Linked DNA regions of Mus musculus: all the other regions are linked to region 7. Evidence: chromatin loops called from intact Hi-C (ENCODE). Cell type or tissue: heart. All regions are shown on one strand. Each heading gives the region's core, and the rest is flanking DNA. Links, peaks and the distances in the headings are about the cores only.

Region 1 (4,502 bases), core at 204-4,203, 210 kb after region 7:
CGTGGTTCCTATATACTTGGTCCAGGGAGTGGCACTATTAGATGGTGTGGCTCTGTTAGAGTAGATGTGGCCTTGTTAAAGTAGTTGCTTAATCCTAAGAATTCACATGGTAGAAGGAGTGAACCAACTCCCACAAGTTGTCCTCTGACCTCCACACACATGCTGTAGCACTTGTGTGTTTGCATGCATGTGTGTGTGCACATGTGTCTGTGTGTATGCCTGTGTGTGTGCATGCATGTGTGTGTGCATGCGTGTGTGTGTGAGAGAGGGCATTCCTTCTGGGACATCAGCCGAGGAGGAAGGTCAGCTGGGTGCTTTCTCTGCCTCCCTGAGCTAGCAGGCTTTCACCCCAGCATCTGGCTCCCAAGTCTTCAGTAGTAAAATTGAACAATTGGAATTTTATTAAAAAAAAAAAACAGAATATAAGCAAATAGAAGAAGCAGGGACTAACTGGGGAAACAGAGGCAGGGAGGGGAACAAAGGATATCAGCATGTGCATGAAGACACCATGATACAACCCATTGCTTTGTGTGATAATCCGAAACATTGTGTAGAAAAGACAATGCCTTACAGCAATATTTATAGGAATTTGCCAAACTCATTAAATTAGCATAGCTTATGCTCTTAACCTTTTGGACAATAAAACGATCATATACACCAAGCTAATACGATTCATTTGAATAGGGAAAATCTGAATTAATAAATGTTTGAAGATGACAACATTGTTATGGTTTGAATCCGGGCCATCCCTCAGAGGCTCATGTATTTTGACACCTGGTCCTCAGCTCCTGACCCGGCTTTATAAGTATCATGAAATATAATGTGGTGATGGCTGCAAGGTAAGGGTAAGGCGGCAGGTACCTAGCAGGCCTGTGCAAAGCTGTCCCCTGAAAAACCATGCCTGGTATGAGAGGTTTATGTCGGGGAAGGGAGGGAAAAGGGGTAGATGCAGACAGAGCCACGAGGACAGAGAAAGCAGGAATAAAGGATAGAAAGAGAGAGAGGCCGGCTCTCGTGGGGAACAGAGAGAGAAAAAAAGAGTGAGAGTGAGAAGGAGGGGGAGAGAAGAAAGAGGGAAGAGAGAGGAGGGGAGAGGAGAGGTGAGGGGAGGGGAGAGGGGCTGGGATAGCGAAACGTCCTCTTGTACACTGCCAGGCCACCTGCACCCGGCAGCGGCACAGGTAGCAACGGTGGCATGTGATGACATAACTGCTGCTAGTTCTCTGGGAGGAGTCTGTAAGCCAAGAATGAGGTTATGGAACTTTTGGTGTAGGGGTCCTAGCTGGTGGAAGTGGCTCACTGGGTGGGTCTTGAAGGCTCTGCCTCCGATTCCAGGCTCACGGTCTCTGTGTCCTGGCTGGTCATGACGTGACGACTCCTGCACACTCCGCAGCCATCATGGGCAGATCTGTCTGTGACCCCTATGCCTTCCCTGCCATGGCAGAGTGTACGCTCTGAAATCACGAGCCAAAATAAGTTCTTCCTGACTCTCGTACACTCCTTCACTCAGGTAGGAGTGTTGAGAAAAGTAACAGAGACAAATGCCATCAAATTTCCTAGTGTAGCACCAGTGAGCTAGGGGGAACCACCCTCTTGCTTTCTTCTCATTTGTATAGACTGCAAACCATACCAGGTACTCTCTTCTTACTTCAGTTGATCTCAAGTCAGTTATACACCTATTTTACCACTTTGTATACCTCATTTACTCAGAAAATATCCTTAAGAGCTGGGTAAATAAACTCAGTGTTAGAGTCCTTACCTAGCACCTGTGATGACTCAGTATACATACAGTGCATGCACGCGCACACACATACACACCCACACCAATATAATATATATATGTGTGTGTAGTATATAATATATATAAAAGAAAACTTGAACATAATTCTTACCTAAATGAACCAATGTTAGTAATTAGATAAGCTAAGAAGAAACTCAAATAAACCAAAAAGAAAAGAAAACCAAAAGAAAAAACAGTGGCGTTTTCTGTGTCACCATAGTGTTTTCTGTGTCACCATAGCCTTTCTCCCAGCAAGCCTTCAGGGGACGCCATGTTTGCCCCATCTGGCAGATGTGCAAGCCAAGCCTGTGCTTTCCCAAGGTTAGCCAGCGCATGCTCTTCCCATTATTCCACGTGGTTGAGAAGCTTCATCTTTTAAAATAGAGCCTTGGTTAGATTTGTTTCCCTATTTCTGGTTATAATCTACTAATAACTACATCTATTCTTTAAATCTACTTGGTTAGCATAGCAATAAGCAAAAGGCTTGTTTGCGTTCCTTCTGAGAACTTCAGAGAAGGCGCAGAGGCCGGTTTCTCACGCTTTTCTAACACCGCCCTCTTGTGGACCAATAGTGAGTTGCGGCACCATTTCAATGTCTCCTGATTAACAACTTCCAGAAAGGTTTTCTATTTGAGTTGGATCTCATCGAGAAATGAAAGCTATCTCCGTGTTACATTATAAACTCTAAATACAATGTTTCTCTGCAAGGCAGCACCAAGTGACCATTTACTCAGTCCATGGTCAGTAAGCACCAGAGATGTATTAGGCAAAAAGTTAAGAATACAAAAGTGAACAAGACCATTCTCTGTATTTATACAACACAAAACATTATTTTGTGCACTGCTCTGCTCGGAAACGTGCACCTTTTAAACTGGAGACTTGAGCTCAAATCCAAATTTGCCACTAACTAAGTGTATGACTTTGGACACATCACCTAAACTGTCACCCAAGTGTCATTGTGTGCAGAACTAGATACCAGTATTACCTGCTCTATCTAGATACCCAGTGCTCTGTGAAATATTAAACAGTGTGTGTGTGTGTTTCAGGAAAACTGATATTTCCTTGGATGAAGGAGCTTCAGGGACAAGGGGTAACCAGGCACAGACCCTGCAGTGAGAGAAAAGACTCGTTCTCCAGGATCCATGGTGATAATACTCACTCTTCAAATGTACCAAAGCTATAGAAAGCACTGCTAGGTGTACAATTGCTTGTACATACAAAAACCCGAAATCCAGGTTATAATTGATTGTAGATGTAGAATTCTGAAAGGCGTCAGAATGCCCATCTGCAGGGGACTGGTTGCAGTGATTGTGGTACCGCTGTACAGTGATGTGGGACACAGCCTAGGAAAGAATGGGGTAGAGCCACAGGCACGGAGGTATCCCCAGTCTCAGTGCAGCCTAAATGGAAAACTGGAATGCACAGCTGGAATGCACAACTGGAATGCACAACTGTGTGCTGCATGCCCCCATCTGTTTAGAAGCGAGCTAAACACATACAACTGTGTTTAAAGATGTGCCAACTACAGGGGGAAGAATATTGTACTTATTGGCTTCTGAACCCTCTGTCTGGATGCTAGAATGTCTCCAGAATTGCAGAGCTTCGTATTTAAAACCACATTTCCCAGAAACCTTTGCAAATAATGTCCCGGATGAAAACTGGCCTCCTAGATGAGATGGATGTGATGGTTAATCACAGGTACGGACTTGGAATCACCTGGGAGAGAGGCCTCTAGACGTGTCTCTGTTTAATGAGGTTTAACAGAGGAGAGAAGAGCCACCCTGAATGTGGTTGCACCATCCCGTGGGCTGGAGTCCAGGACTAAATTGCAAAGGGGGCGGGGCATTTGAGCCCCAGCATGCATCTCTGTGATTTCTGACTGTGGACCTGTGTGAGCATCTTCCTCACACTCCTGCTATCATGACTAGAGACACTCTCTCCATTGTGTCTCCCTTGCCCTGATGGATTGTTCCCTTACACCACTGACTAAAATAGACCCCTTGCCTTTGTTAGGTAATTTGTTATGAGAACATTAATACCGCGTGCTGACACCTGACTAGGAAGGCAGGGGTAAGGAAAAGCCAGCTTTCTGCTTGTTATTGTCCACAGACAGGAGATGGGAACTGAGAGGTGACAGTGACTAAGCCAACCAAGGTCTAGTCTCTAGCTTGCAGATGGTGAAAGTCACGGCCTTCTGCTTTCTGGGGCTGTGCTCTTGAGCAGTGGCTCCATTCCAACTCCTTGATGCTGTCAGAAAGCCCTAGTTCCCTATATTAAATCAATCCTTGTGTGCACCAGCTTTCCAGCTCCATTGACAGTTCGATACATAGGAAACAGGTACTTGCTCTGTTGTGTTTAAGATGAGATGTCAACCTGACTGCTCTAAAGGAAACCCAGATAACTGGTACAGCACTAGCACAGGTGTGTCTGCAGGGTTCTCTGAAACATTCGCATTTCAATCAGTTGACCTAGTTAGGAAAATCTGCCTTGAAAGAAAGAAAAGATACTGGAAAAGGCAGTTTCTCATCCTCCTCCCTGGGCATTAAAGTCCCTGGTTCTCCAGCACCCAGATGTGGAGAAATAGACTCGAGTCCCCTGTAGCACATACCCTCTTCCAGATTCAGTCTGGAGTCCACACCAACCTTTCTGGTTCTTCATGATGCAGGAGAGAGCAGATCATGGTATTTCTGAGGCTCGGCAGTCTCATACAAGATATGAATCG
Region 2 (4,502 bases), core at 243-4,242, 190 kb after region 7:
CACTATCTCTACCAAATATTTTGATCAAAGTAAGGTTTTTGAGAACAAGACAATCATTTTATGTTTGAAAAAGGCTAACAAATTGCCTAAAGAGATCAGTGGAGAACTGAATAAAGTTGTAAAAGTATACAAGAATGAACTTTTAACATGAGAAAATCTATAATAGTTGCTTATTTTAAGAAGCAGCTAGTTGGAGGTGGGGATGTAGCTCAACAATAGACATAATGAAAGAATGAATGATGAATGAATGAATGAATGATGAATGAATGAATGAATGAATGAAACTGATGATTCATCCTGTTCTATTTATCCACTGTCAACCTTCCAGTTCTCTTTTTAAAATGTTTTCATTTATTTATTTATTTGGGAGGTGCCACATGAACATGTAGAGGTCAGAGGACAACTTGGGAGATTTGGTTCTCTCCCTCTACCATGTAGGTCCTGGGAATCGAACTAGGGTCATCAGGCTTGGCTGCAGGGTGCCTTCTCCTGCTGAACCATCTCACCCTGACCCCTTCAACAGTCCTCTAGAGAGGTTATTCTCCTCTCCGCTCTGCTGCCCTTATCTACAGTATAGTGTAGACTTGCCATCCGTGTGCCTACGGCCTTGAAGACATTGCTATAACAATAACAACCATACTATGTTTTAGTTGGTTGTTGTGATGGTTTATATATGCTTGGCCCGGGGAGTGGCACTGTTGGGAGGTGTGGCCTTGTTGGAATAGGTGTGGCCTTGTGGGTGTAGGCTTTAGACCCTCATGCTAGCTGCCTGGAAGCCAGTCTTCTCCTAGTGGTCTTCAGATGATGTAGAACTCTCAGCTCCTGCTGCATCATGTCTGCCTGGATGCTGCCATGCCCCCCCACCTTGATGATAATGGACTGAATCTCTGAACCTGTAAGCCAGCCCAAATGAAATGTTGTCTTTATAAGAGTTGCCTTGGTCATGGTGTCTGTTCACAGCAGTAAAACCCTGACTAAGACAGTTATTTATACTTTTGCAGATGCAGGGCCAAAGTGGTTGCTTAAAAGGCAGCCTGGACTCCACCATTGGGCAGCACTGGTATTGTTTCACTGCTCCTTTAAAGACGTGACTGTAACTCACTAAGTTGGATTTCTCTCACCCTTAACATGGAGACCCTCATAGGAGATGTAGCATCTTTTCAAACTGCGAAGAAGGCCACCAGGCAGTCTTTTAGGAATTCTTCCAGAGACTGTCATGAAAACCAGTAAATGTCCCCCCACCCCCACCCCATCACTGTGTCTATGAGTCAAGTGGGAAGCTGTAGAAATCATGCCATTCCCAGGGACAGGTGACATTGCAGGACTCTCCCTGTGGGCACTCTAGGGCCAGAGACACCATTGCTGTTCTTTTCTGTGTTCATATGTTAGAGCTTAATATTCACACTAGCAAAGATACCTTAAGGTGCGCTCTGTCCAGAGGACTTGTGGGAAGGGTTTCCTGACAAATTCCTGTGAGATGGTTTCTTTTAGTAACAGAAGCAGAGCTGCATTTGGCCTAGCCAGTACTATTATGAGTCCTGCCCTTATAGAAGTTCACCTGTGCACAGTAATGAGGCTCTGTGTCTTGCACGGCTGCTGCAAAAACTCTTCAGACCATTGCTTGCCTAGCTTAAGCCACATCTCTAAACATCAGGCATAGCCCTAAGCATTTGATGGCTTCCTCCAGGCTGTCATCATTTGCCTCTCTCTACCTCCTGACACGTACCTACTGCAGCACTGAACTGCAACGTGCAAAGGGACTCATTTCTTCTCTGATCCTCTGCCCCTGTCCACAAGCCCCTGCCCAGCTGTTACCTGTTGTTAAGCAAAGCCAATGCTGTTTTCTGGGGAGCTGGAGCCCTGACAGACACATCATCACTCAGAGATGGATTGAGCAGCTCTGGTGCACCCAGGGAAACTTCTCCTAAGGTATTCTACTAAGTGCCTCTCCAATTCTGTCCTTAAGAAACACTAGTGTGAATGGTCCTCCCTTCTAAATATCGTGTTTTGCCAGCAGCATCTAGAAAGACACTATGCTCCTGATCTTGTTCTTAGTCACCTAGTCCTACAGAGAACTGCATAGTGAACTTAGTTAGCCTTAGACCCAGGATAATGGCAGTTCATATTCAGGCATAATGTATACCTGGCACAATTCTAAATTCGTATCTCACTTAACCATTACCACAAGTCCAGGAGATGCTAATAATGTCTTGTAATGGACCCAATGTCTCAGAAGACGGCGGACTCATTCCTTGGATCCTTTGCTTCCTCCCTGAGAGACTCGTGCTCTTTCTTTCCAGCTGCAGAGCCCGGAAAAGATGTGTTCCCATTCGGGCTCAAAGTTTTCATCATCCTTAAGGACCTGCGAAACAGCCCCCAGCATAAGCTGTATAAGCAGCTGAAGGGAGAGTGTCTGAGAGGACGGGGAAGGCGTTATATAAAACCCTTGGCTTCAGAAGGCTCGGCGCCTGTGTTGCCGACTGCATGACAGAGCACATAGATCATTAGCAAGCAGCATACCACAAGATGCAAGTGCCAAGTGGGAGATCACCTTTACGCACACCAGACACATAACTGCTTTTCTATTGGCATGGAAGTGCCATTGTTCCTCCACATGTGCCCCGTGGTGCACGGCCATCCGAATCTGACCCCTGGTGGCAGGAAAGGGGAATCACGTGGGCGTGATTCTCTAAAATGAAGGTTTGGGGTTTGTTGTTGTTGTTTTGTTTGTTTGTTTGTTTGTTTGTTTTTGCAGGGGAGGGGCTTGTTTTGGTTTGGTTTGATTTTTCTCTTTTTTCTTCCTTCCTTTCTTTTTTCTTCTCTCTTCTGTAAATACTGCCAAGCTCAGCATCTCACATTTGAGGCAATAGAAAGGAAATATGTACATTAAGCATTCTGTGAAGGAAAAATAAAGGCAGTCACAAAGCCATGTGAGAGTCTTAGAAACGCCCCAATTGAGCTGGAGAGACACCTCAGAGGTCAAAAGCACCTGCTGCTCTGACAGAGGACACAGGTCTGAGTCTCAGCACCCACATGATAGGTTACAACTGTCTATAACTCCAGTTCCAGAGTCTCCAACACTCTCTCCTGGCCTCCGTGCATATATCTCCATGCAGGCAAAACACTCATACACATAAAATAAAAATAAATAATAAATAATAACAACCAAAAAATCCAGTTAGTTTCTCCAAAATGATGGCCATTTCCCTCTCTAAATTCTAGAGAACACCTCAGAAGAGGAGGCAGAAAGATCATACGAGCCAAAGAACAGGGAGGGGTGCTGCAAAATAATGTCCCCCCAGATATGTCAAGGCCTCAGCAATTGAGAGCACACCTCTGGTATGCCTACCTGAATAAGAGCTGCACCCACAACACACATGAAGTTGGAGAGGTGCAGCCAGAGTGGGGGATAAGAAAGGGTAACAGGGGTGAGTGTGATCGTGATGCACCATATACTGTTACCTCCTTCCAGACTAGCAAGGCTGGCTGTGACCATCCTCCACTTAGGCGGAGCCACCTGCTGTGCTGCTTCTCATCCCTCTCCTTTGATGTGCCACTACCTGCCTGAGGCCGAACCGATTCTCTGAGTTAGCACTGTGATCTTTGTGAGTTTCCACTAAAAGGCTGATCTGTCTACTTCATAGGAACTTTGCATGGCTGGGAATGGGCCTCCCCTCTTCTTCATAAAGCGTCTTTGCCAACATTAAAGTTGAGCTTTGATCAGAGTCTGATTTGTCTTAGCTCCGTTCTTTCTCCTGTCCATCCAGTTCCTTTTCTTTAAGCTCGAGTCTGCCATCTCAGCCATACCCATTCCTCGAGAGCCGCTAGACGGCCCACAACAGTATACAAGTATGAAACCGTTAGAAATAAAAAGAAAAATGGACATTTGCCCAAGCACAGCCAACTGCCTGTTACTTCCCAAAGCTTTGGAGTGCCCTCTAGCTAATCACCTGTACGTCTCAGAAGCCATCACACGCATAACTTGAACAACGACTTAGTTCTCATGAGTGATAAAGTAATTTGTTTTCTTGAGTATCAGATGGTCGGCAATGAAACGATTTACCTCTGTCGGTGTACGAGTGAGTCATAAGCCACTGTTTAAGTCACTAGCAGAGAGTTAGTTTCCAGCTAACAAACTGTAGTCCACAGCACTTCCCGTGAGGGGTGGCGCCCTGTAACCCTTGACTCCATGAACCAGTGTCTTCTGTGGCCAGTTGCTTAAGTTCCTACCTGGAAACCCTGGCTCACACTAGTTTTGTTTTTATTTAGTAAACTAAGTGAACTTTGGTTCACTCTCTGCTGGTTCTTCTCATCTGTGCATCACGGGAACTCTCTCTTAGACAAGCTTCCTAACTCTAGAACCTTCCCATCTTGGAGTTCATCTCCCCCAATAGAAGTAAAAGGTGGTGACCCATTCTCCCACTTCTGTGCGTTTGCCCCACCGTAGGGTAAGGCTGCTGGGGAGGCAGAAATGCCTGGATATCCCAACAGCTCGAGCTGGG
Region 3 (4,502 bases), core at 377-4,376, 90 kb after region 7:
ACCAAGAACTGTGGCATCTGGGGTTGGCCATGTAAGAGAGGTGGTGTTTCCATAACAAGGAAACAGCAATAAACACAAGCTGTTCTGCTGGCTGCCTGAGGATCTCCCTGGGGCCACAGTGCTCTCCAGCAAACACAGCTTGAGCAAGACACCCTTGCTTGGAGAAGTGGGACCTTGTTTCAGTAGCCTTATCTGCACCCAAATTTGCTCAAGTCAAAATAACAAGCACAATCAAACCTTGGCCCACACAGCTGTGCAATGTGTGTAAAATCATACACAGAAAAGTAATAAGGGATGGCGGACTCTGGTTCAAATTCAGGTCTCTGCATTGACAATATGGTCAGCTCACCATATGCGCCAGCTCAGAATCTATAGACTCAACAAACCTCAGATGAAAAGTATTTGGAAAGAAAATGTGTCTGCAACAAACATGGCTAGACTTTCCTCTTGTCATTAGTCCCTAAGCGATACAAGAACTATTTACATATCATTCATATGGTGGATGCTGGGTGTGTGGAGCATCCTTACATCACATCAGAGAGGCAGAAGTCACACACAAGATCTCACGTTTCAGAGCAGCCTAATTTATATAGTAAGTCCAAGACAGCCTGGGCTACAAAGCAAGACTCTGTCTCCAAAAATAGAAGGATAAGGTACAGTGTTGGAGTGTTTGCCTAGCATGCACAAAGCCATGGGCTCATGGTCAAGAATGAAAGGAGAGAGAGAGAGAGAGAGAGAGAGAGAGAGAGAGAGAGAGAGAGAGAGAGAGAGAGAGAGAGAGATCTACACAGATGCCACACATTGTTTTATAACATGACTAGAACACTTACACTTACAGATCTTGGTATCTTCGTCTCCGGAACAATTATTTCAACTAATGAGGAAGAAATTGTCACAAAGCAGTATTTCTCAGGTAATTCATTATTACTTTAGGAAACAAATTAATGGTTAGGATTAATTTAGGAAATAAAGATATTTGGTGGATGGTCGCTTATCAGTTAAAGGGGGGGGGGGAACCCTATCACTCCCTGAGATTTTTTTATCTTCTGTGGTAGTTTGCATGAAAATAGTCCTCATAAATTCATGTTTGACTTCTTGGTGCCCAGTTGGTGGAACTGTTTGGGAAGGATTAGGAGGTGGCCCTTATTGGAGGAGGTGTGTCATGGGGTGGGCTTTGTGGTTTCAAAGCACACTTTTGAGTTAGCTCTCTCTGCCTCCTACTGGCACATTAAGATATAATCTCTTAGATATTTATGCCACCGTGTCATTTCCCTGCTAGTCGTGGATTCTAATCCTCTGAAACTCTAAGCCCAATTAAATGCTTCCTCTTATAAGTTGCCTCCTCGGTTGTGGCGTCTTATCACAGCAATAAAAAAAGTAACTAAAATAACTTCCTAAGGGCAAGTGAATCAAATTCAGATTGGTCTTTATTCCAAAAGACCATGCAGTTTAAAGGAGACAAGATTCTCCTCTTTCTTAAAATGAAGCTGAAAGCAACCCATATTGTAAGGGGCATCACTCAAGTGTATGGTGAGGAACTCTGATTGGCAGGCACATCACCTGTCAGTCACAGAAAAAGTAAAATTTCTTTACATTGTTAGCCTAACTTTGTGGACAACATCAGAACAGCTTTCTTTGAAAATCCAAAGCCCCACATTTAAGGGTTAATTGTTAGGGGCTCCAACAAACAAAGAACAGCTTATTGTTCCTCGCTGCACTTGGGATCCGCCATACAATGTACTGTGTATTAGACTGTATTAGAATGTGCTGTGATCTTTAGTTGAAACCCACCTTTTCAGTAAGGCTTCATTTCTAAACATCCCTGAACTAGTGATAAAATAACAAGAATAAGAGAAGCCTGATTGCGTGGTGAAGCTTTGCCTTCGGTAGTTTTTCTTTTGTTTCTCTTTTGTCTGAAAGACATCCACACTGCCTTCCTATTGGAGGGACTCGCCCATTGTGAGTGAGTAGGTCTTGGTGGCAGGAGAGACCCTACCTCACAATGGACATTTCCTTCCCTGCTCCCTGGAAGTCATGTGACCTAGGCTCAGCTGTTCCTTCCCAGGCTGTGAATTTGAATAGAACAACACAAAGATTGAGTCCTTAGAGACTATTCACAAAGAGTTGCAGGAAGCCACATGGGAGGGAGTCAGCAAAGCACCTCAGAGCCACTGGACTAGCTCTGGAGCAATTGTGGCCTGTGCAGACTCTACAGTTTCAATGGCAGGGCCTTGTGCCATTCGTTCCTGCCTCTGTTCTCAGCCTGGGCTTCCAGCCCTCTCCCATCTACATCACGGTCTGTCTAACGCCGAGTTCTATTGCTTACAATACGGGATGTGACTCACCCAAGGGGAGAAGTGTTTTCCATCTGAGCCGTAAGGAGTTAATAAAGCTCAGGGCGCAGCCACTTGGAGGACAATAATAAAGCCCTCCATGCAAACACCACACAGTCTGAGAAACTTTACTTTCCTTTAACACTAGCTTGTTATGAAGAAAAACATTCGGCTCAAATATTTACTCTATGAAATTAATCTCTGATGATGGAAATTGAAACAAAGTTTACTTTGGGGGAGTAGAAAGACAGGGAAGGGCAGTCAAAGAGCCTGGGCACGCCAGAGGAGCTCTGAATTTTCATCAGGGCAAAGGTGGCATGCACATACATATTTGCAAAGATATTAGGTGGAGATCCATGCACATCTAATAATCGAATGCATATCATTTATCTAAACAAACACACATACATGTGGAATCATAAACACACAAACAAAGAAGTATGCCCAGATGTTGCTATCCACACCACGGTGTGGATCATTAGACACTTAACGGTCTTAGCTGGCATTGTTGTCTCCCCTGAGCTTGGATTTTCCCAGGCACTCTAGCCTGATGCTAGGTAGCCCCCAGTGGATACTTGCCAATGCTCAGCACACTTTGGAGATGATGGGTTTACGATTAACTTTGGTTTTACCACCTTTTTTTCCCACACCTTCAGCTTTTTCATCCAACTTGGTGATCCCAACACGGATGCTGGAGCTCTGTCATCTCCAAGTCACCATCCCACAACACGCAAACCTCGAAGCTGAATCCTCTGCCCTTCAAATCCCCTTGTTTCCTTTTCTATGCAAATGACCTTGATCACCTCACTAACTGATCCCAAAGATAATTATAGTTCATGCCCACTGCTGACCCAGTGGACTTGACGTGGCCAACTACTAACCACCCCTCTCCTTATCCCTGGGAGGAAACTAGGATACTTAGGAGCCAAACACTTCAGCTCTGGAAGACAGCTTGACCTGAGTCTCCCAAGGAAAACCATCCTATTTACAGCTAAAATCCAAGGCCAGTACAACCTCTCCTCTACCTTCATTTTCCCTCACAGTGAACTGATGAACTAATGATTTCTGTTTAAAGACATCCATTGCCTTTCATGTTGTCTCCCCCATTCCCTTCCCTTCCTCTTCTTCTTACAGCAAACATGTTTCATGAAGAGTATCAGAGCAAGGCTTCTTTCACCCGAGCTCTACATTAATCCATATCCCCTCCTTCCAGACAAAAATAGAGAATATTTGACTCACCATGGAAAGTCCATGGTGACTTTATACACAATACACACTCTCGATGGGCAATCCTGGCTGACACCCAAAATGACATGCTTCCATTTTTTTTTTCAGCTTTCTGAGTGGTAAGCTTCACACATACCTTATGACCTCATCTGGGAGAAACCTCTACTAGAAACCTCTACGTGTTCAGACTCGAAGCCAACAGACTGGAAAGACACTGGTAACCTATTTCCTCTCTTCATGCTCACTGTCCGCCACAATCTGTGCCTGCAGAGCCCACCCTTCTAGACTCCCAAGAGGCAAAGTTCAGTTGTGTCAGTAAGAAAACTGTCTCTACTGCGATCTGACCCTTTGTCCTGGACCCTCAACAGCAGTCAGCAGCCAGAAAACAAGAGGAAAGAGGGGAAGTTGAAGGGGAGAGGGGAGGCAGATATAAGGGGAAAAATGCTTTAAAATGCTGATGTGAAATGCCAGTAGTCCCAGGAGAATGGCTGTCTATGAGTGGCTGGAACTGATCTGTTGGCTTGTTTGGGCAATGAGTGTAGCCCCTGATAAAACTTCGATAGGAAGGTTAATTTTTTCACAATTAAAATAACAGCAATATTATCAAATTTTTTAATAAACATATATTCTCTACCTGGGAATTTAATTGGTTCCTTTAGGGTTATTACATTTCCTCCATTTGCGAATGAATAAGAAAGGGCATATAATTACATGTGGGGATACTACAAGAAATGGTAAATAAAGAAACCCCTCTTTTACCAGTGCTCATTTTGTTTATATCTAAATAATTATTTTTAGCCAATCAATACACAAAGTAATGCTATCCAGGATCAGAAGAGAGCTATAGTGTTGTACAACCCACTGATTGCTATCTGAGTGGCTGGAACTGATCTTTGGTTTGCTTGGGCAATGAGTCTGGCCTCCTGAGAGAGAGAAGGGAAA
Region 4 (4,502 bases), core at 219-4,218, 110 kb after region 7:
CTTCTTATTGGAACTATGTGTTACTTACGTGCTGAGCAATGAGCCAATAGTGGGAAATCTATGTACCAAATCATTTTAACTCCTGATGTTTTGGATGCTTTCACATTTAATGGGTGAGACATGAAATGAAATGAAGTAAGGGTAAACTCCTTCACAATGTAAAGCCTGGAGTATGTGCACAGGACTTCACTGAAGGCATGGCATTTTAGCTGAAGCCTGCATGGGATAAACTTAGTTACACAAACGCAGAGGAAGCAGAAGTCCAGAAGGAAGCAGCCACACAAAGGTCCTGGGATAAAACCAAACAGGGCATTTGAGAGAAACCGAGAAACCAGAGGATGGCTAGGACCTCTAGTGTGGGGGCTCTCTGCCATCCTAACTGGATAATCAAGAGCCACCTTGACTTATCGGCAACTGTTGTGCAACTGGACCCTCCCCGCAAGAGACACAGCCATCCCTCAAATGGCTTTACAGAAAGTCAGGGAGCAGTTTGCTTCCCTTCAATCAACAAAGATTCACAGAAGACTGAAGTGCACGGAATACCACAAGATATTAGGATATGGTGAAGTGGGACAGAGAGACTTGGGTAAAGCCATGGAGATAAGAGGATGGAGACGGACTGAAGACAGCCTCGTGTAGGATAGAGGGGATGTGTCTAATCAGAGCAGGAGAAGATATGGCAGCAATGGGACAGATGAACCCAGGGGAAGCACGAAGACCTGGTAAAAAATCAAATCAAAGCAAACGGAAGCCCTGCAGGGGCTGAAACAACAATCCAAAAGTGAATTGGGTTCATTGTCAAGGTCAGAAAGGGGCAGTCCCAATGCCCCGGGGTGCTATGGATGTGCCAACTGTAAGTACCGAGGAAGACTCAGAAAAATGTGGTTTTCATGTGACACTTGGGAGACTGTTGCTTGGCAACAAAAATCAGGAAGCTAGAAAGGGGGTTACTTTACAGAGAAACTTGAAAAGTGCTTTTTATAAAGAAACAGTCACCATCTGGGTTTTTTAAGTGAAGGCTGGCTAACTGAGGGATAATGGCAAACAGACTCCTTGGAAAAAGAAGAGGCGGCCTGAGCAGAGGGCAGGGCAGGCCGGCCACACGTGGGTGTGTTCAGGGAGGAGACGTAATAGAAGAAGAAGGGTGATCTGACCTAGAGGGAGAAGAGAGGGCTCTGGAGAAAACCATGCAGCTAGAGCAGGAAGCGCAGCTCACACACAGCTCTGGGACACTGACGTGGGAGAGGCAGGAAGTCAGGGACCCCAAGTGGAGCACTCTCATCTTAAATCAGATCACACAAATCCTCTGCGGACCCTGCACCCACACTTTCTGCATTACCCCATAACCCCAGCTATTCTTGACCCAGCACCGCCCACCTGGAACCTGTCACCTGCTGTCTCCTTCACAAAGCATTGACCAGCAGTAATCTTTTGCTGCTCCTCTAATACTGGAAGTTCGTGCCCTCTCCCAGGACCTTTGTCTTCCGGTTCCCCGAGAGTGAACCCATGGGTTCACACTACTTAGTAGCACATCTGTGTGCACAAGTCCTTACACACGCAGAGACACACGCCGTTCTCCAGCACAGCCACGCGGGGCTCTAAGCCCCAGCCCTCTGCTGCTTTCCTGCATATCACTAACCGGAATTCTCACTCTCATCTCCCCATTCCTAAGTAAGCCAGAGCCCAGAGCCTCTTTTTCTTTTCTAGCTCTCTAATATTACAGCACATGGAGCTGAATGAAGACTTAATGGGGAGGGGGGGGGGGAACACCTTAAAGAATGCATGACCTTTCTAAGATCGGCTTCAATCATAACAAAAGGCTTAAAGCCAGACCGTACCAAGTTACCAAGATGAGCAAGCACTACGACAACTTCTCTAAACCATGCACACTCCGGGGTGGGGAAGGGTAAGCCTTCCAGAAGAGCTGACTTTCCAGAACACCTAAACAAAACACTTTGATCAGATCACATCTCAGTTCTTCTACTAAGTTTCTCGCTGTTGAGACTTAAACCATCAGGCATAGAATGTCCCCTTAGATGGCAACTTATGTTAAAAAATCAAATTGGTAGGCCAATTTCGGGTACCAGCTGATGGTCTGAGTACCAATTGGGAAACCCACATGATGGGAAGAGGTAGCCATATGAATGCGTGGCATATGCCCCACCCCCATACGTACATACATAAATGTGCACACGTATGGAAAAATGTTTAAATGTAATAAAGACTGAGATAATTACTTCAAATTATTTAAAATGCAGAGGTGAACATTACTCAGAATGGCGAGAGGATCACTCACATAGGGAAGCCAGGTGATGTAGACTTAAGAACACATGGTTCTTAAAGACCTGAAAGCTTAAAGATGGAAACTCCTCTTCAGGCACTGCAGGATGGGCAAAATGGCTGCTGACCAGGCAAACGGAAATAGTCACCCATGGTCTTCTTTGCTCTGTGGCTACAATGCCATCACTTTGGAATTTGACTTTTCTGGAAAGCCAGCAGGTGAAAAGAAAAGAGCTTTGAAAGAAACAAATTAAAAAGCAGCCCAAGAAAAGAAAAGTGGGAAAGGCTCAATTTAAGCCAATTTAAGCAAGAGTTCCTTAAAGCAGGCCAATTTAAGCAAGCCCATCTTAAACAGCTCCGGCAGAGATGCCTAACAGCTGGCAACTGGCAGGAAGATGCTCAAGCCACTGTGTCTAAGTGAGGACACAGGAAGCATTCACGCGTTCACTGAGAACTTGCATAAAGCGAATGTGTGGCCCAGAAGTTGACTCCCAGAGAAGACCCTCCTAGTTCCACTCTAAGCCAGAAATAGCTGCACACATTTGAGAAGACACCACAGCCCCAACACTCTGACCCCCGTGTACTTTCCCCAGCAGCCGGTGGAGAGGAGCGCCCAGAAGCACCACTGTGCTCAGAAGCCATGTGGACTTTGGAATTTGGATGGAGATGAAGCTAATGGAGGGGTTCTCTTGGGTTTCTAAGTCAAGCCTTTTGCTAGAGTCTGCTGGTAGAGCTCCATTAATCTGTCTAGGCAAGACACACAGTTACCACTATCCTTGTGGACAAAAAGAAGAGAAAGGAGTGTGATACTTTAAGGACCAGGAAATGCCGTCACTTTCATACTAGAAAGTTCAAGGAAGACAGCAGGGTGAGAACAGCCCAATCAGCACCCTTGGGTGCCTGAGAAAATGAAGTTCTGGTGACAGCAATGACTGGGGCAGTCGCTGTAATTTATCCACCACCACTAAGTACTACACAAATATATATTATGGAAAATACATATACAAATATATAATACACAAAATATTATGTTATATGTTACATATTATAATTTTATGTTTATATTATAAAATATACATATTATATATTTATATAATATATAATGTTTATGTTATGCATATTTGTATATAATATATTTGTATAATTTTTATATTAAATTATATGTTTAATTTAAATATACATTAAAATTATATTAAGTTATAAGTTGTGTATTTCTATATTATTGATTATATTATATTATACATTAGCACAGTTTGCAAATGCAGTCACAATTCCAAGACAGTAGAGTTGACATGAAACAAGTCACTCCATGTAGGGGGTCTCATCAGCAAACTGAGGGTGACTGGTGCCCTTTCAAAGATTCCAGATGATGTGGTCAAGCAAAGCCAGTCAGAAATGTGGGTTATTAAGGGACATGAGAGGCCAGTCGTGGGGGATGCAGAACTACAGACAGAGAAAGGGCAGGCCTCAGGACAGGATTTCCTTCAGCAGGAACCAGAAGTTGGTGGGCCTCTGTGGGAGTCCGGAAAGAGATGTCTGCCTGGTGATGCCGGAACAAAGCCAGCAAGTCACTTACTGGCTTCATAGGAAGCTTCTTTCAGAGCTAGGAAATGGCACCGGGACTCAAACAGTCCAACCAGACAGCCTGGGACCTGTCCTCAGACCTCTAACAGAAGGCTAAGACTAGAGAGTACACTCAGCCAGGTACTGGCATAAGCTGGAAGATCCAGGCTATTGGAAAGATCAAAGGAGGAGGAGGAGTTAGCTCAGCTACCTAGGGTACGGATCAGGTCTCTGAACACTAGGTTACAACTTCATTTAAGACATTCAGTGAGTCCAGAACACTCAGTGTCCCTCAGCAAGACAGAGACTTCAAATAAAATTATAATATGAGCATAGCATGCAACAGGAATAGAAGATTAACTTAGATTTAACTGACAATGAGCTACTGAGAGGATGCCACTGTCCAGCCACACCAGCTGTACAACATGCTGCCCTGAAGAGAAGTGGTCCTACCCTCCTAGGCTGACTCCAAGCTCATCAGTAGTACCACGTGTCAGACAGGGATATAGCCAACGAGACTCCACAAGCAAAGACACAGGTGCACCTCTGCAGATGTTGTAAAGATCTCTATGGCTTGGTCAGAATTAGAAAAAAGACAGAAATTAAATCTTTGTTCTTATAAACTTAAGGTAAAAATTTTTAATACACTTCTTTGAAAA
Region 5 (4,502 bases), core at 365-4,364, 180 kb after region 7:
ATTTCCTTCTGTACCTTTAAGTGTTTCTTAACCGCTTAGAGGCAGACGGTACTTCAGAGGAAAGTCCCTCCAACACACCTGTTAGACAAACTGCTGGCCATTGGCCTGGCTGTGCCGCCCTGATAAGGGAAAAAACAGTCCAAAGCAGAGCAAACACTGATTCTCTGTTCTCCAGTCTCATGTCACATTAGCCGGGACACGCCCCAGAGTCCCTTACCCAAGAACTAGTTCTGTGCCTCAGTTTCCCAAACCACAAAGTATCAAGTATGATGCTATCCAAGTTCTATAATCAAAAATAATTATGCATAATCACTATAAAGTCTGCATCGGAATATCACTTTGAAATGCTACAACCTCTCCAAAAGGCATCTGCAATGTTCTCTTCCTTCAAACACTCCAAAGGAGTTAGCGCTACTATTCATCAAGATTAGACAAACACCTATTTGTTTTAACATTCACATAAAAACTCAAAATAGAGCTATGGAAAGCTTCCCAGGAAAGGTTATCAGAGCTTGAATTATCGTGTTCAAAGTGGTTTCCACAGAGCCTAACTAGGGCAAGCCTTTGATTTTGTTTGTGTTGTTGAGAATAGAATTTCATTTTACTGAGACAGCTTCAGGGTCTAGGAACACGAGAGGGCAAAGTACAGAAAAGCAGTGTGTCCGTTCTTTATAACTGTAATTCTTGACTGCTTGGTGCAGAATCGAGTGCTCAATCTCTACAACTTGGAGTGTGTAGAGGCTGGCACTTGAGCAGGGGTCAGGGAGTCAGATGCTAGCAAACACAGATGTTACCCTTCCCCTGGGCCCACCCAGCTGCAACCAATAGGCAGGCTCTGTGGGCTCCTAAAGTAGTCTCCCTTAGAAACCTAACTGGTGTCTGGGAAACCAGAGCTGGGTTTCCTGGGTGGTCTGAACACCCAGCGTTCACAGAGCTCACAGCAAGCGAGAACGCCTTCTCCACCTGTGACCCCTACCACCCACAACCGAGTATTCCAGAGAAACTCATGGCACAAGCGCACGGATTCCCACCCAATGCTAAAAGCCCCTCCCAAACAAGATGACCATAGATGCTTTTATAAACTCAGCAAACGTTTCCACAAGAAATAAATGTCCTGAACTTGAGACTGACCAGCAGTCTGGGGTACATCCCACACACACACCAAGCATATAGGTGAAGCTGGCCAGAAACACAGATGGGAAGAGGAGAACCAGGCTCTCGAGGTTCACCCTTCTCCAGCCGCCTGCCTCTGATTTCCATCGCTTGCAACTAGCTTTGGTTGAGCTCCGTCACCCTCTGCCCCCTCCCACCCCGCTTGCCCGAGAGGGTGAGGGGTGGCCGCTGCCTCCCGTTTGCGCTTCACAGCTGCTGCCTCCGACCCGGCAGCGCCATGCACTTGTTGCCATCCCCAGGTACCAGGAGGCGGCGCCCATTCCTCGGGCTGCCCAGCCGACAGAGTGCAGCCTTTCACCACCTCTGCAGACCCCTGCGTCCTCGGGGACCCTAGAGAAACTTTGTCCCCTGAGAACTCCGGTGGGCAAACTTCGCCCAGGGCTGCGGGGAGACAAGAGGGATGGCTCCCGTAATCCGCCTTTACCTGGAGCTGTGGCTCGGGAACGCCAGGAGCCCTGGCCAGGCGCTGTCCCCGAGGCCTGCCGAGGGCGACCCGCCGGCCAGCGTCGCCCGGAGCGGGGAAGCCGGTCCCCAGCTGCCCACGCCCCTCCGCTCCGCTGGCCGCACCGAGGGGCGGAGCCGCAGCTCCCCCCACCCCACCCCACCCCCGCTCGCCCGCCCGCCGCGCCCACAGCTGGGGCCACCCCCTGCGCCCCCTGGTCCCCGCCTGCCCACCTCTGGCCAGCCGGGCTCGTCGCCGCCTCATCACATGGCCGCGCCCGCCACCAGCTCCAGGAGGAAACCTGAAGCTGCTGCGGCTCCGCCGCCCCCTCCCTTCGCGGGGCGGCGGCCGGTCGCCTCGGCTTTCCTCCGGCGGCGGGCACGGAGCGGGACCTGCTGGGCCAGGGCAGGGTTGCACCCTAGCGGCGGCGGCGCCCGCTCGCCCCGGGGGCCTCCACGCCCTAGTGGCGCCGGAGGAAGGAGCTGGCCGGTCGGCTCCTAAAGGGAGCCGTGCCAGGCCAGAGGGAGGCTCGGGTTGTCCTCAGCTCAAAGCCACCACACCCGGGACATAATAGTGCCCGGGTCTGTTACAATAGGAAGTACTATTTTAAAACAGCCGACTCCCTCTAATTCATGAGGATGATGGAGGTTCCTCTGGCCCAAAGCTTTGCAGGCTCGATTCCCTATGCGTTTATGCAAACAGGTGCCTAAACGGCACCAACATTTGTTTGTTTGTTTTTGAGAAAGCCATAGCCACTTTTACAACACCTAACAATGTGAAAGGACCCCTTGGATCTTAAAGCACTGAGGCACTTAGCACTGAGTTGTCCCGAGTGAAAAGTCTCGCCATTGTACAGCTTACTATAAAATAAGCTTAAGATGATTATTCCAGCTTTAAAGATAAAATTAAGCGTCTACTTTTCTAAGTTCCTTTAATATTACCTTTATTTTTCTCAAGAAGACAGACCGACTACATGGACAGGAGAGATGTGTTGGCCCGTCCCAAACCATCACTGCCAGATGCCCTGGGCCACCCTCCTAACATACCTGTTTAACCAGAGCCTAAAGAATGGCAGGATGGCAAAAAAAAACCAAAAAAACAAAAAACAAATCAAACAAAAACAAAAAAACAAAACCCAGGGTCTGAGGTCTTTAGCCCTGTCTTAGGGCAAACGCTGCCCTTCCTTCTTTATAAAGGACCTGACATTGGCCTTGCAGTATTGACACTTGTATTCATATCCTCTGATGTCACACTGCAGAACCTTAGGTCCCAAAGAAGAGTGTTCTCCACTGAAGAACTACGAAGTCCCGAAGATAAAAAATAAAAGCAATAACACTTTTCTCGAACATCAATATTTTCAATGTGAAAAAGTCAACTGGAGATTGGCTGAATCAACACACCACACACAAGTAGTTTTCAAGCCTGTTAGCGGAAAAGTTTGTAAAAGAAGCCTTTGTTGATCCCTCTGTTGCTGTTGTTCTTTTGTTTCTTTTTCTTCTTCTTCTTCTTCTTCTTCTTCTTCTTCTTCTTCTTCTTCTTCTTTAGTTGATTCTGTCATATACAGCTTGAGAGAGGCAAGGAATTGTGGGAAGAGGAACAGGTATTGTAAGACATTAGCCCAAGGCTCTCTTCCACACGAAAAAGAAGCAAACGGAGGGAGACTGTCCCTAATGCTCTCAGCATGATTGTAGAGGACATGTAATCCCACCGGCTGCAGTTTTCTTGCTCTCTCTCAGGCACTGAGCGTGATCAATATTTAAATAAGTACTTGGCTTTCAACTTCTCTAGGTTCAAACTCTAAGCCACATGCTCCGCCAACCTTGAGAGAAGCAGTAACTGCCTGAGGCAGAAAGCTATCCCTGTGTAAATAGCCGTTTGCATCTGCTTGTCTATTCTGCAGATACAGGTCGCTCAGGACACACTGGGACTGAGCTAGGCTGGAAATGCATGTGTTTAAAATTCAAGCTCTCCTGTTCTTAGGTCACAGACCAGAAACATTCAGCCAGGAAGCTAGCAGGTGGGTAATTCCACTGGCATCGGCCCAGCTTTCCCATGAGTCCTCCGCAGTTTCCCAGTTCATCTGGAGGTCCAACCTCTATTCATCTTTAGCCTTTATTTGACACAGGTTCTTCCCTAAGTCCCTTCTCCACTGTTATGCCTTCTTCCACACTCTGACCTTTGTCTTATCACACAGCACAGCACCTGCCTATACTTGCTGTCATACGAAGGACTATTAAAATTCTTACTCTGTCTTCAATTTGCCCTTTCGAGGACAAAGACTGCTGCTTCCCTGGTGATCTCCAGTCCTGGCCCAGAGCACCTGGGGAATATTGCATGTTAGTTATTTTTTTTAAATCAGTGATGCAGTATGGGAACTGTCGGTCACTATTTGCAAACATTGGTGGGTTAAAATTAGTTCCAGTTCCACTACCACCTAATATTTCCTTACACTTTATTTCCTTTACTAATAATTTTGAGAGCATGTCTGGGAATAGGCCATGAGTCTAAAATGACCAACCAATACACTGTTCTTAGCATGTTTCATTGCCTAAAATGAAAACTTGCTATGGGAAGGTGGCCAGTTTGTCAGAGAACGGAGAGAACCCCAGAATTAGAAATAGGATGACCTTGGGCACGTCCAATCTCTCTAAGCCTTCATTTCTTTACCTGTAAAATGAGACTGGTGTCTGCAATCACCGTGAAAGAAAAAAGGCCTGACAGTGAATGCAGAATAAAATGGCAAGGACTCGTGAAATCGTGGTTAGCAATATTTTAGAGTACAGAATATTAGAACATTTCTTTTCTTAAAATATTTATTTAGTTTTTAATTGAGTGAATGTGTGCCGTATGGGGCTGGGGAGGGGGGTTGTCTGTGCACTTGGGGATG
Region 6 (4,502 bases), core at 241-4,240, 800 kb before region 7:
TTGGCAAATACGTGGTCCAATGTAAGACATTGGATTCCTCAAACTTAGTTTTTGGCTGTGAAGTGGAGCCCACTCACAATTATATCTACCTTTCCAAGGATTTGAGGATTACAAGGTATGAAAACACTGTAAACTTTCTGTAATAGCTACTTGACGCTGTGACAGAGAAACACATACTGTTTTTTGGGAATGGGTACAGAAGGTCCAAGCCTTGTGTAAGAGAGGGCGCTGCTCCTGCATGGACTCCATCATGAGACAGGTCAGATCTTTGTAACTGACATTTCCACCGTTTTGTTCTGTTTGGTCTGGGGTTTTGTTTTTTTTTTTTTTTTTAAAGATAAATTTATTTATTATATGTAAGTACACTGTAGCTGTCTTCAGACACTCCAGAAGAGAGCGTCAGATCTTGTTACAGATGGTTGTGAGCCACCATGTGGTTGCTGGGATTTGAACTCCAGACCTTCGGAAGAGCAGTCGGGTGCTCTTACCCACTGAGCCATCTCACCAGCCCGGTCTGGGTTTTTTGAGACAGGGTTTTTCTGTGTAGTCCTGACTGTCCTAGAACTCACTCTGTAGACCAGGCTGGCCTTGAACTTACAGAGATCTGCCTGCCTCTGACTCATGAGTGCTTGGTGTAAAGGCATGTGCCACCACACCCAGCTGAACATTTCCATTCTTTATTTTATGGGCAAGAATATTTGCCTGCATGTATGGAAGTGTACCTAGTTTTTACATTATCCAAAGAATCCAGGAGAGGGCGCCAGATCTCCCTGAACTGGGGTTATAGTTGGTTTTAAGTTTTCTGGCGGGTGTTGGGAACCAAATCTTGGTCCTCTGTAAGAGCACCAAGTGCTCTTAACTATCTAGTCACCTCTCCATTCTTAATGTTTACATATACACACCTGACAGTTCAGAGAGACAAGAGGCAAGGCAGCTGTCTCTTGACCCCCTTCTCCCTCTCCAGCACTTTAAGTGCAGTGGCTGACAGACAGGTCCTGTGTTCTATGTTTCTGCTTTTGTACCGGTGTTGCCCTGCCCCTCATAACTAATTCTCCAGCCTGAGAGACTATCTGTGGATTCATTGCTCAGGTAGACATCATTTGCTTTTTGAAGGAAGCTCCAATAGGGACTGGATCCTCTAAAAGGATAGTGTGGGAACAACTCCTCTAGTGGGTTGGCTTCTAGACAACCTGCATCTTCAAGGAGTGGAACGCATTGTGCTCTGGGGACCTGTGCCTACCCACTGACAAGTCCTTCACATCTGTAAGCCATTGTCCAATATAAGGCTTTCAAACATTTGCATAGTCTGTGTACGTTGGATTTAAAACATAATGTCACAATTGCTGGGTTCAGCCAAGAAGTTAAAATCTTCCTTTGTTTTCTATTGTATTTTCTCTCAAGATTCTTCCAAGAGGACACATGAGCTCCCCTGGGCCTTTGGGTTGCAGACATCGAAGTGGGAAGATGTTTCTCTTACTACTTGGGGCTTGATCATAGCAGGGGAAACGGTGCCTCAGTCCGCAGCTGAGAAACTGTCTAAACTAAGTTTGAAAGAGCAATTTGATGAAGACGGGCCTTTGCTTGTGAGTTGGTACCAATCTCTACTGGGTACAGTGTGCCAGAATGAAAACATGATCTGGTAACTAACTGTGGAGAAAGGGTAAAGTGGATTTAAAAAAAAAAAAGTATAATTTTAGTCAATTGATTCCAGCTTCTCGTCTGTCACACTGTTATCAGATCTGTCAACATAGGGCAAAGTAAATCAAACATGTCATGTCTTCTCTTCCTATAAATCCAGTGTGTGTGTGTGTGTGTGTGTGTGTGTGTGTGTGTGTGTGTGAGAGAGAGAGAGAGAGACAGAGACAGAGAGACAGAGACACACACAGAGATAGAGAGACAGAGACAGAAAAATAGAAGGAAATGGGATGCTAACCTAGCACTCCAGGGGGCAGGAAAGCAGGCACCGTGAGTGACAGAAAGATAGAGGAGGCAGTGCAGGTCAGTGGTTAAGAACTAAACTCTGAGTAGGGCAGTGGTGGCACATGCCTTCAATCCCAGCACTTGGGAGGCGGAGACAGGCAGATTTCTGAGTTCAAGGCCAGCCTGGTCTACAGAGTGAATTCCAGGACAGACAGGGCTACACAGAGAAACCCTGTCTTGAAAAAACAAACAAACAAACAACAACAACAACAACAAAGAACTCAACTCTGGTGTGGCGAATACCACATCAGCTCTGGATCACCCCCACGAGATTTTAGTCCTTTTGGGGATAGGTAAATGCGGTGCTTGTACACGATATAAAAGCGAGAGAGGTTCAACATTGTTATTAATCCCAGATCTACCTCTGTAGACAAACAGATTCCTGTCCCCGGGCCTCAGGACAGTAAACTTAGCGCTGAAGGAGAAGTAGCAGGAGATTGGCTGGCTGGGATCTGGCTAAATGACCCGGTTTTGTCCGTTGCTCTCTTGTCTGAAGGTCACTGGATGGCCATGTTCTCGGCCATTCTGCAGACCGGCAGGATTCCGGCTTACAGTTTCCTTTGCTCATCTAAACACTGAACACCCGGGGGCCAGAGTAACCCATAAGAATTTGTAGAGCGTGTTCGTTCGCGCATGCTCGTTCTCTTTTCTCCTTTCTGTAGGATGGTTTTGAATATTGACAGACCCTTTGGTACTTGATCCTCACTGCAGCCAGCAGAGGGCACACTTGCTTTATTTAATCCCTCCTGGGCTCCCAGGCACACCCACTTACCCGGCTTTGTTGGGGTGACTGTAGCATGTCTTAGATGACTAGTGGGTATGAGGAGGAGGGTTTTTTGTTGGTAGTAAATTTTACCTAAAAATTTGGGATGTGACAAATTGAATTTTATTAAACTGTGGAAATTGATACGTGGGATTTAAAAAAGACAAACTTGTCAAAGAAAATACATTTAGATGAAATCTATTAAAGTTCTACCTAGAAAAGCACTATTTAAAAATCAGAATGCATGTTGATCTTTCTTCATTTCCTTCAGCATCTGAAGTGTCCCGGAAAAAAACGTAAAAGGAATTGATGGTGTTTGGGGGGAGCCTGGGCTGTCTTCTCCATCACAGTGAACACAAGACTTTGTTAAGAAAACTTCTCACACAGCTGTGGCTGTGAAAAGCTAGCCTAACTATTTGAAATGTCCACTTTTGTAAAGCTAATTTTATATTGAAAATAATCTTATGATGATTGGACGGAGGCTGGTGCTGTTTATGTTACACACGTATATGAACACATATACACGTATACACACGCATATATACATCTATGAGTTCGTATCATTGCTTAGGCTGTGCTTTTAACTTCATGAGAACAGAACACACTCATCAACACCTCTACCTTTTCATTTGATTTACAGTAACTACAACCTCCTGTCTGAGGCTGAGCTGTACCATTGAGTAAAGTCTGTGCTCGCAGCCTGCTATAAAATTATTTAAATATTCATTTAGAAGTGCAAGTTCTTGGACCACAAAGGTCCCTTCTTCTGGTCCCTTCTTCATGCTGAGACCTGCTCAGACACTTGGCATCCCGCCCTGGAAGCACAACATCCAGGCCAAACAAAACCTTCATTTTTCATTGCTTGGAACAACGGTCGATTCTTGAATGTAATTACTTAGAATAAATTAGGAGTTTAGTCCAGGAGCCTTGGGGCACTGAAAAGATTATGAAAAACAGGAGGGGAAATGGTTCAAGATTCCCCTAGGCTGTGTAAGGTCACACCCTACGGCCGCCTGGTGTGATTCTGATAGGTGCCAGGGAACTCATATCATACCCACCCTACAAGAGCCTCAGGGAAGGAGGGAATAGGGGCTCCTGTACCTCGTTTTTTGCTCTGTTTTGGCTAGGCTGCTTTCTTTTAAACATGGATAGCCACTTCATTTATTTTTTTTTAAAGCTAGATTTCTCACAATAAATTGTAAGATTTATTTATTAAAAATAACTACACTGTAGTTGTTTCAGACACACCAGAAGAGGGCATTAGATCTCATTATGGATGGTTGTGAGCCACCATGTGGTTGCTGGGATTTGAACTCAGAACCTCTGGAAGAACAGTCAGTGCTCTTAGCCACGGAGCCATCTCTCCAGCTCCCTAGCTGCTTCATTTTAAAGAATGTTTTTTAAAAATAATCCTTTTTGTATCAGCTTCTTTTTTTAAAGTAACAGAAAAGAATTATTTCTTCATCATCAGTAATAGGCCAATGGCTCCAGTGTAAAACAGGAAGACAGCATCAATAAAAGACAAAAGACTGGAAGACCTTGTGGGTTTGAACATATAGCAGGTGTCGCTGTCCTTCCTGACAAGAAAGCCTGAAGCCAATGCTCCAAGAGCTTTGAGCGCAGCTTGGGGTAGAGTGTGACTTTAGCATGCTCTGGGTCCTAACTTCAATGTCTAGTACTAAAAGACCAAAAATAATCTGGTCCCCATGGGATAAGAGAACACATTCAAGGCCTGCCGGTGTTCCTTCGGTAGCTGAAG
Region 7 (4,502 bases), core at 329-4,328:
CAGCACTGTGTAACAGGCAGAATGGTACCCAAAGCCCACTCCCCGGGCTCAGGCGCTTCCTGAACTGAAGCCTCCAGGACCCGCCACAGTGAGATAATGAAGTAACCATGGCAACTAGCATGCCAGAGTTTGGCAGGGTGAAACTCCTCAGGCAATGTCCTGGGTTCTTCCTGTGTATTTTAGATTGTAAACGCAAGTTGTACGTTAAAAATACATTAAGCATTAAAGAAAATTGAGCTAGGAAGGCTGAGAGAAGCAAGCAAGGTTCTCAGGAAAGAGTATTGAAATACTAGCATGTTTTCTTTTTGTTTACCATGGGCCCAGTCCATAGCACCCACCCCTGGCTGCAGGCAATGCGGCGTTTTGGAACATACCCAGAGGTAGGCGGTCCTGGTCTTCGTGTTCACTCGGCCCATCCACCTGGCTTTTGATGCTCTGAAACAGACACAGGTGAGGGAGTTCATTAAATCCCATGTGTGCTACATTAATGTTTGTTTCTCGTGCGCTAGAGTGACGCTCTTGGAAAACACCAATAAAAGCACACGTAAACAGGAGACTCGTGTGTGTTTATAATTAGCTCTGAGAGCTAAAAATAAGGAAAGGATGTGTGTTCAGCTCACACACACCTGAAAGCTGCCCACAGGGAAAGCAATGTCAGTAAATATCCGGGCATGAGATGCTTCCAGCCTAGTATGTCCTGGAGGAGGATGCTGGTCATCTTGTTCCTATGACAGTGACAACTCAGAAAGATGGCTAGGCTTGGTCAGAACAGGTAGCCCATTGTGATCCTAATAAAAGAAATTGGATTTGGGGCACACCCTTGCCTGCTTGTGGATTTTTATGAACATGAGCCAAGTGACCACGTTTCCTTACCTTTGCATCCTCCTCCTCCTCCGATGGTGATCTGCCAGACTCCAAATTCCTAACCTCTGCAAAAGAAATAATTCGTTAGTTAGTTAGGAAGAAAGGAAGAAAGAAAGACAGACAGACAGACAGACAGGCAAGATAGACAGAAAAAGAAAATTCGTGACAAGTCACCCAGGACCCTCTGCACAGGATCAGCTAGGGTTGGATCAGGCTTTGTAACAGGCAGCTCTACCAGAGAGTGAAGGAAGTGATCACCTGACTGTACACACGCTGGGGTTATTTGTGCATGCTACTTTGTAAACAAGGCAGGGAGCTCTCACCGGAAATCCTGGGGTGGCAGGGGGTGGGAGGAGGGCTGTGTCTTAAACAAATCAGTGTCCTTGACTGCAAAGGAAGGATGCTCACCCCTCCCCCAAGCCTCTCTACAGATGCTGAGGATGTGGCTGGTACCCACCTGAGGGAATCCTACTTGCCTCTCCCCCTGGATTCCACAGATGTCAGTGGAAGAAAGAAAAAAAACGACTAATCGGTTCTAAGAGACACTCAACGGTCCCTTCTGCATCACTGAAAGTGGAGCACGCCACACAGCTCTCAGCACTGACCTCAGCTGGCCAGGCTGATTAAGCAGTGGCTGGCCTCAGATACCCCAGGTCCCACCCCTACCCCCACCCGGCCCCAGCAAAGCTTTTCCTGGAAACAATATTCAGGATGTTCTGTGATGAACAGGAAACCCAGGTGAGGGGACATTTTCTCTGTCCCTTGACTGATGGGTTCTGTTCCCAAATACTCAGTTTCCCAGAAACAAGTTCAAAGACAGTCAAAATAACCATTTAGCCTTGGAAAGAATAAGTGCTGACAGGGGTGATTAGCTGAAAACCTTTCACGTACATTTATAGGGATATACAACCCTGCTGGTCCTCAGCTTCTCAGCATCCATGACCTTTTTGATGTGGTTCTAGAGAAAGTTCACAAACGGGGCATTCCTTGCCTCATTCACCTCTCCTGTTCATTTCAGTTGCCTTCTGCCTCAAACCTCCATATGGATTTAAGCTCTCGGTACTAGGTACTGCCAGAGGTTTCATTTACATTTCACAGAAAACGTACAAGCCCTTCTGTAGGCAGCTCTCCATGGCAAATCAGACAATAAGGGTGACAGAATGCAAATAAGAAGTGGAGAGGCAAGAATGAGGACAGCTAAGAGCACTTGCTGGTCTTACAGAAGATCTGAGTTCAGCTCCCAGCAGCCATGACTGTTGATAACTTTATACATCCTTTTCTGGCCCCCACTGGCACCCACACATACACTATGCACACCCCGCACACAAGCATACACATAAGTAAAAGCAAATGATTTTTTAAAAGAATAACTGAATTTATTTTCATCAAGCAAGCGAAGCTCGGTGACAGTGGTCTCTGGTATTGATCATAAACTCATGAGCAACATTAGGTTTCATGATTAAAAAAAATAAAAAGCTCAATTTTATGCGGTCATGTCAACTCTTCTCAATGGAGAATAGAGCCACCCAGCCTGATAGCTTATACTCAATGCCAGCTTTTAAATGCAATTCCCAAATTTCGTCACCAGGTGGCAGAAGAGTAACATTCGCACGAAGACCAGCCGGTTTCAAGTGAAACCAGGCCGGTTTTGCCTGTAGGGTGTGCCTTTTCAGTGCCAAACGTCCGAAGCAAAAACTTAAAGCAAGGTTTTCCAGCCCACTTCACTGATGCACAGAACTGTGTATCGCCTGCCGTGATGTTTGCCGCGTAGGTGTTGCTGAGGAGTCCCTTTGGAAACTCAAACCTACATAATAAAACCTCAAGCAGAGACAATGGCTGCAGCGTGCCACAGAAAGCAGGGGGTAACAGAGCCAAAGATTCCAGGAACACATCTGCACCAGACAGGAAGACGGCCGTGCAACTACATCCTGCTAGCTATGTGCTGTGCCCTTCAAGCCACTCCAGGCCACAGTATCTCTAAAGCGCCCCATACTTGCGGGCATTTATTCTGAACACCCTGGAAAACAGGATGTAGCCTGGAATCATTTGCAATATCAAAGGGATCATTCAGCTTTCTCCCTCAGCCCTACCCCCTAAAAAGGCTGACCCTGATCTCAGCACATTTCCATCCCTACATCCCCTCTTAGTCTCCTGTGGCTCGCTCTCTCTCTCTCTCTCTCTCCCTTTTAAAACAACTGCTGTAGAAAAATAGACGCGGGAGGCAATCACATTAAGTGAAAAAAGCCAGGCAAGCCAGTCTTAGAAAGATAAAGGTTGTGTGTTTTCTTTCATTTGTGGTTCCTAGATTTTATATACGTGTATATACATGTATGTATGTATGTATGTACATATGTAACAATAAGCTAGGAGCAAAGAAGACTAGTAGGATAGGAGGAAGGGTGAGAAGACAGAGGGTGGAAGACATGGGGTGCACTCGACATATTATATCTACTTGGTAAAAGGTTTCAGAGACAACTAAAATGCCAAAGGCTTTTAGAATCCACTATGCTCCACAGTAAAACGATAGGTTCTCATTATAATTACTTTTGGCTTTAAAAAGAACTTTCAAATGTATAAAACTCCTCACCCTAAAGTCACTTCTTAACTGTTGCGATGATGCTCAGGCTCCAACTCACAACTCACCTTTCATTAGTTTAGAGCAGCTCACCAGAAGGATACCTCCAAGCTTTTAAAAGAATCTGACGCTTAATTAAATTGCTCCAGGGGAGTCTCTGCAGAATTAGTGGGCTCCTTGCGAAGTGCAAGCAAACTACTTGTTGCTGTAGCAACCTTGGGTTGATAATAGTATCAGTAACTTTACCTATTCTGCTTTAAGGGCCTATTCATGTTGTCTTCAAGGCCCACCCAGAAGGCAGGATCACCTCTCTAAATCAGACTTAGAAAACTAGATAAACATGTTTTTTTTTTAAATATTGCCAAACTGTAATAAAAACAAGAGATAATCTCCAGTACTTATGTTCACTAATGACACAGCACCAGCAAACAAGGATTTCTACCCCTGGGTTAAGTAGCTGTAAGATTAATATCAGTGGCTCATTAAGAAGATTTGCCTGGAGAAAAGCTCGTCTCCTTGTACAAGATTTCCTACATCTTCTTGCAAGATGGATCCAGAGTCTAGGCTTAAGCAACAAAAAGTGAGCAAGAACGCTCTTAACTGCCCTGAGGTTTAAGCACAAGGACCCTCCCTCCCTCCAGAAAGAAAGGAGAAAGAGAAAAGTTCTCAGCAGAGCCAGGGGGTCCACCAGCCTTCTAGTCTCCCACTCGTCTATCTACTGGCCCCACACCTGAGACCAGGACAGAAGTGTCATGCACAGACCAGCATGGAAGTGTCATGCTCATAGCTGGCAAGCTGATGGCACTGTCTGTGTGCTCTGCCTCCCTAAGAAATGCCAAAACAGCCCCCTAATGATGCCTATCCTCACCATACAACCCCTCTAGAAACACACTAATTCACACATATTTCAGTGCCTTCTTGGGTGTGCTTCAGATGCTTGTAATCCCAGCAATGGGGAGGCTGAGGCAGGGGCCTCGTAGTACATCCCAGGACAGTCTGACAAATGAGTCCTTTTCTCCTTGTGGGCAGTGAATGCATTCTGAAATCACACTTTGGGCTGGGA

Evidence for each region. Hi-C counts contacts between places; a loop is a spot of excess contacts. Peaks named below come from ENCODE experiments on the same cell type or tissue, not always from the same donor. Only the 100,000 strongest peaks of a DNase experiment are listed, where the experiment ranks them.
Region 1: a loop joins it to region 7, with 5 times the contacts of the local background. A loop is called at or near these places in 35 of 42 quality-filtered maps.
Region 2: a loop joins it to region 7, with 8 times the contacts of the local background. A loop is called at or near these places in 36 of 42 quality-filtered maps.
Region 3: a loop joins it to region 7, with 1.9 times the contacts of the local background. A loop is called at or near these places in 3 of 42 quality-filtered maps.
Region 4: a loop joins it to region 7, with 2.2 times the contacts of the local background. A loop is called at or near these places in 3 of 42 quality-filtered maps.
Region 5: a loop joins it to region 7, with 6 times the contacts of the local background. A loop is called at or near these places in 9 of 42 quality-filtered maps.
Region 6: it touches region 7 in a loop (3-fold over the local background); 7 of 42 quality-filtered maps call a loop at or near these places.

Annotation. Positions count from the first base shown.
Region 1 is chr13:98,238,107-98,242,608 of GRCm38, forward strand. No RefSeq gene overlaps it. Among named protein-coding and RNA genes, the nearest start is that of Utp15, 23 kb to the right of the region's middle. In heart, for the core only: a CTCF peak has its summit at 2,343 (motif pointing left); no DNase peak of the experiment used is centred there; H3K27me3 peaks cover 121 bases.
Region 2 is chr13:98,220,504-98,225,005 of GRCm38, forward strand. No RefSeq gene overlaps it. Among named protein-coding and RNA genes, the nearest start is that of Arhgef28, 17 kb to the left of the region's middle. In heart, for the core only: a CTCF peak has its summit at 2,658 (motif pointing left); no DNase peak of the experiment used is centred there.
Region 3 is chr13:98,118,479-98,122,980 of GRCm38, forward strand. The region is part of intron 2 of Arhgef28 (Rho guanine nucleotide exchange factor (GEF) 28); the gene reads right to left. Among named protein-coding and RNA genes, the nearest start is that of Gm34469, 51 kb to the right of the region's middle. In heart, for the core only: no CTCF peak of the experiment used is centred there; a DNase peak (open chromatin) is centred at 2,103; H3K27ac peaks cover 514 bases.
Region 4 is chr13:98,135,184-98,139,685 of GRCm38, forward strand. All of the region lies in intron 2 of Arhgef28 (Rho guanine nucleotide exchange factor (GEF) 28), which reads right to left. Among named protein-coding and RNA genes, the nearest start is that of Gm34469, 34 kb to the right of the region's middle. In heart, for the core only: no CTCF peak of the experiment used is centred there; no DNase peak of the experiment used is centred there; H3K27ac peaks cover 1,151 bases.
Region 5 is chr13:98,204,476-98,208,977 of GRCm38, forward strand. Arhgef28 (Rho guanine nucleotide exchange factor (GEF) 28) reads right to left here and starts at 1,690. Exons shown (of 36, transcript NM_012026.2): 1 at 1,598-1,690. In heart, for the core only: CTCF peaks have their summits at 1,422 and 2,043; DNase peaks (open chromatin) are centred at 1,426 and 1,956; H3K4me3 peaks cover 1,807 bases; H3K27ac peaks cover 1,581 bases; H3K27me3 peaks cover 357 bases.
Region 6 is chr13:97,232,531-97,237,032 of GRCm38, forward strand. No RefSeq gene overlaps it. Among named protein-coding and RNA genes, the nearest start is that of Enc1, 6.3 kb to the right of the region's middle. In heart, for the core only: CTCF peaks have their summits at 756 (motif pointing right) and 2,694 (motif pointing right); a DNase peak (open chromatin) is centred at 2,691; H3K4me3 peaks cover 484 bases; H3K27ac peaks cover 405 bases.
Region 7 is chr13:98,029,003-98,033,504 of GRCm38, forward strand. It overlaps Arhgef28 (Rho guanine nucleotide exchange factor (GEF) 28), which reads right to left. Exons shown (of 36, transcript NM_012026.2): 8 at 874-929; 9 at 375-435. Among named protein-coding and RNA genes, the nearest start is that of Gm34388, 140 kb to the left of the region's middle. In heart, for the core only: a CTCF peak has its summit at 2,455 (motif pointing right); DNase peaks (open chromatin) are centred at 1,219 and 2,629; H3K4me3 peaks cover 511 bases; H3K27ac peaks cover 602 bases.